2 separate regions of the Homo sapiens genome follow, and region 2 is linked to region 1. A link is a loop called in an ENCODE intact Hi-C map of the cell type or tissue named here. Cell type or tissue: GM12878. All regions are shown on one strand.

What was found. A loop is a pair of places that touch in the nucleus more often than their neighbours do. Peaks named below come from ENCODE experiments on the same cell type or tissue, not always from the same donor. Only the 100,000 strongest peaks of a DNase experiment are listed, where the experiment ranks them.
Region 2: it touches region 1 in a loop (5-fold over the local background); 1 of 110 quality-filtered maps calls a loop at or near these places.

What each region holds. Positions count from the first base shown.
Region 1 is chr2:50,142,964-50,145,463 of GRCh38, forward strand. The region is part of intron 18 of NRXN1 (neurexin 1); the gene reads right to left. Among named protein-coding and RNA genes, the nearest start is that of MIR8485, 550 kb to the right of the region's middle. In GM12878, a CTCF peak has its summit at 1,517 (motif pointing left); a DNase peak (open chromatin) is centred at 1,458; H3K4me3 peaks cover 398 bases; H3K27ac peaks cover 256 bases.
Region 2 is chr2:49,489,599-49,492,098 of GRCh38, forward strand. No RefSeq gene overlaps it. Among named protein-coding and RNA genes, the nearest start is that of FSHR, 340 kb to the left of the region's middle. In GM12878, a CTCF peak has its summit at 1,372 (motif pointing left); no DNase peak of the experiment used is centred here.

The DNA of each region.
Region 1 (2,500 bases):
TAACAGAATTCCATGAAAAACTAAGAAAAAATAATATGACAAAATATATGTTTTATTTCCTTCTTTATGAGCCTGTTTGGTTAACATTTTATACCATGCAATGTTAGGTTGAGAACTAAACCAAGAAATATGAACACAGGAATGGAAAATAGAAAGAAGGAAAGAAGGAAAGGAGAGGAAGAGAAAGGTAGTAAGGAGGGAAGGAAGGAATGAAGAAAGAAAAATAAAAGAGAATGAGGAAATAAAGAAGAAAAATGTAATGCACCATGAAAAGGAGATACATATACAAATATGCAAAGGGACATGCAGAAAAGAAACATTGACCAATTAATCTCATTAATGGGTACAGCTCGAAAACTAATGTGCTTAAGTACAGAGGGAACAATTTAGGATAAATAATATGAAAGAACTTTATAGTTATGTAAGAACACTCAGGCAATGGATCATGCTATCGAGGGAATTTAGAGACACTCTTGGCTGGAAGACACTAATTTATTATGCGCTGATTTAAGTATAATTAAAATCAACCTAGATATTAAACAAGGGAAACGATATGTAACTTTTAGATATCCATTTATTACCTAAGGACAGAGAGAGCAGCAAATGTGCAAATGTTCTACAGCCAGATTAATCTTCCTTTAAAAAGCTCCCATTCATAATATCACTCCCTTTTGAAAATACTTTAATTGACTCTACATGATCCATCCAAATTCATAAGTGGAGTATTCAATATCCATAGTCTGGCTTTACCCTACTGTTTCAATCATGCCTCCCACTTCTTCTAGATGCTGGCCATCTACACTCATTAGGTTGATCTACTCCCCATACTTTAGGGTGCACAATGTTTGCCCAGCGTAATTGCTCAGTGATTTTTTAATGGATTTACTGATTAAGCTTCAAAGGCATTTCCAACTCCACAGAATGTATGCTAATTCTAACGTTACCCGTATAGAATACTAAAAAAAAATTTTAACATTCTCCAAAACTATGGCTATATTTTTCTCCTCTTCCATTTTCATCCTTAGGATGGTTTTCCAAAGTAAAACACTGGCCTGTGAAAGCTACTGAAATAATCTTGGTTTCTTCAGTAAGAAATAAATTATTCACTATCATCCCCACTCCAATGCAATCATAGCAGAATTATCTTTCAAATTATAGCCACATGGTTTCTGAAGACTAATGAAGAGGCTCAGCCCAGGAGACAGTTTTGGGATCCAAAAAATACCTTTCAGTTTCTGCTCTTTCTAATTCGGACAGTAGCAATGAGGCCACACTGATTCAACTGGTAAGCTTCCTTCATATTTTTCATTGTTGTTTTTTCCCTTAGTTTCAAGCCCTACCTGAGCCTTGCCCACGCTACCACCACTCTGTCTGAATTTTTGCACCTTTATTTCATCCAGGTTGATACTCACAGCCCCTGAGTTTTCCTGACTGTCTAAGACAACAGTCTAAAAGTGAAACCAGAAAGCTAGGGGGGAGAAACAGTGTCACACAAAAATTCTGGCAGATACTGCCACCTACAGGGATTATAAGGTCATCCCCAACTCAATCTCCTAAAAAATCACTCATTTATAATAGAGGGGGAAACTGGGCATATTTGAACTACACGGATAAAGAAGAAGCCAATTTCATCAAATGATAACCTTTGATTTAGTGTATGGAATAATTATATATGTATATATGTATGTATGTATATGCATATGTAAATCAATCATTAAACAGGGCCAATAAAAACAGGGCTGTAAGAAAGAAAATTAAAGGAGAAATATCAGGTTGTGCCAGTCGATAATTTCTGTTACTAGAAATTATTAAAAATCATATTGGACGAGTTGATTACCTATTTTTGGTTCTATATGCTCTTGAAAAGTTTATGTAACACTGTATACAACATGATAGAATATTTACCTATAACCAAGGTGTCTAGGGGTTGACATTTTTATCCTATAATATTTGAAACTTAAAATTATATTTTAGTTATTCACAAATAATTCATTAAAATTCATAAACTAAATGATAAACTATATCATTCCTGAAATAACTAATATAAATGTAGCTATTTAAAATATGAGATGCTGGCTATTTCTGTGATGATTTAATGCCATGTTAACAAATATAGAGAAGAAAATAGTATAAAAGCATATTTTTAGTATTTACTGTTTAAAAAACCTTTAGATCTATGATTTTTAAAAACTGCATTTGAAAATAATTACAAACATATAGAAAAGGTGCAAAAAAAGCACAAAACATCCCTTTACCCAAGTTCACCTATTACTAAAATTTAACACTAGGATTTTTCTCAATTTATTTAATTTTTTTCTCTCTCTGTCCACACAAATACACACACACACACAGAAATTGTTTTTTTTCCTGAACCATTTGATGGTGAATTACATACATCATGGCGCTTTACCTCTTAAATATTGTGTATTTCCTAATAATAATATCGTCTTACATAATCATAATGTTACCAACCAAATAATCTAATCTAAAAAGTAGATTA
Region 2 (2,500 bases), 650 kb before region 1:
AAGTCCAAGTCAATAATGATCAAAACAATATTAACAAAACTAATATAAAACAACAACAGTTATTTTATTAAGCAGTTATAAGTACCACACACATTATTAAAACCATTGCTTAGTTTATTGCACACTTATTACTGGGAGTATCCTCATTTCACAGGTGGAAAATTAAGGCTTAAAAAGGGTAAGCAACTTGTTGATGCACATACTGCTAGGATATTATCCAAATAAGCTTTAATTCTGGTAGTTTAACTCCAAAGTTCAAGTGAAGTGTATCAATGCCTGGTGCACAGTAGAAATTCAACTTACTAAATACTTTACTTACAAAAAGAAAGGATTATTAGTTGATCAACTCCCAACACTCAGTAAAACCTACACTGACCATGAAAATCTATCAAACCCCTGGAAACTTACTTAAGATCCACTGCTTCCTTGGATCTTCTTTTTTTACATGCATATTATTTGTGTTAATCTACATTTTTGCTATGTGTATAACCAGTTTTCCCATTTAGATAAGAATATCTTAAGAGCAGGCAATTTTTTTTTTTTTGCTTTTCCTCCAGTGTTTAGTTTAACTGTGTGCATGTTGTGAACACTCAGTAAATGCTGAGGACAAGATCTCCAAGGATGTCAGGATAACAGACTAAAGGTTCCCAGCACTCATCTCCTCCACAAACAAGGACCAAAACAGCAAGTATGTCATCACACATCAAATAGGGCATCTAAGAGAAAACAGGAATTCAGCAGGGAAGTGACAGGGGATCTCTGAGGCATAGGAGAGAAAAGCAAACCAGCCAAACTGGCTGGGATCAGTTCAGAGCCAGGAGAAACTACCCATTATAGGAAAAAAAGATAAGTGAGAGATTTCCAGCAGTCCACATTCCCACCTCAGCCTCCTGCAATCCTAGCCAAAGGAGAGCGTTTCAGTCCTTGTGGATGCTTAGATTAGTATAGAAAGCTGCCTGGAGTCCAAGCAACAGCATCGCTCCACATAGGGAGCTCACACTGAGTCCAATATACTCTGTGAGACCCAAGCAGCTGCAGCACAGTACCATTTTGAGAGCCCAGGCCCCAAAAGACAACATCCTGCTATGAGATTCAACAGTCTCTGCATCTCCACATTTTTGAACCTCTGCTAACATTTCTTCCACCCCTGCCACATCCACCCAGAGGGCGGCAATATTGCGACGCTAGATGGAGCCACTGGTGTGGCCAGGTCCCCAGCCTCTAGCCCATACAGTGTCCTATACCCCAGGGAACGAGTGGTGCAGCACACCAGGGATGCTCCCTCCTGAGACAATGGGAGTTAAAGGGATATCTCCCCAGAGCCTGAGAGCTGTTTCCCCAAGGCCACTACTCTGATAGTAGCCATGCTCCCTCTAGTGGTGGGGCTACTGTGCACCTGCATGCACCTTCAGTGGGTCTAGGGAATAGGTCTCTCTGGTCACTGTCCTGGGGGCCGAAGGACAGGCCAGCCCAGCCTTGCTCAGCCCTCTGCCACCCCTGTTAGCACCCCCTCTCACCATCTAGGGGCCCAAGGACAGGCCTGCTCCACCCACTGCCACTGTCACTGGTGCCTAAGTGCACCATTTAAGTGCCTAGGGATTTACCCACCCCACACATCACCTCCAGCACTCATGTAAAGCATATGAGGGTAGGCTTCCCAAGCCTGCTGCCACCAACCCACTCGCTAGGGCCTTGCCCACCAAGCCTGTTGCTACCAATGCTGATGCCTGAACATACCACATGGGGGCTTGAGAGTTGGCCAGCAGCTGCAACTAAACTGCCAATGCCACACATATATCTAGGAGCCAGAGAACCCACCTTCCCATCCAGCCTACTGCTGCAACTGCTAGCACCTCAGTAAGCTACTTAAAGGCCCAAGGACTGGCCCACTAGAAACTGCTACCATGAGTGCCCTTACCACCACTATTACCCTCACAAATGTGCCATTTAGAAGCCCAAGGGCCTGTCCACTCCACTCCTACTACCACTGGTCCTTGATGACCAGCTTGTCTGGCATACCTAGTCTCAAGCAAAGCCTCACACAGTCTCCACTACCAACTACAGCCCAGGCCACTGAGGGTCTCACGGACACCATTGATTCTGATTACAACCAAAAAGTTTACAGAAAGACTACATTGTTATGCCCCACCAGAATAAAAGACAAAGCACCCTACGCAACCAACACTGTAGGTACTTATACAGGAAAGTTTTTCCCCACAAGATCCAACCCATAAAATTGGAACAAGTGACTGTTACACCAAAAGCACAAATATCAATCAGTAACAAATCCTAACAAAATCTTTGAAATGCCTGAAAAAGAATTTAAAATAATGATATTTAAAAAGTCAGTGAGAAATAAGAGAATACAGATAAATAATACCAAAAAATATCAAGAAAAAAATCCATGGTTTGAATCAGAAATTCAACAAAGAGATAGATATAATAAAAAAGAGCCAAACAGAAATCCTGGAATTGAGGAATCCAATGAATAAAATAAAAA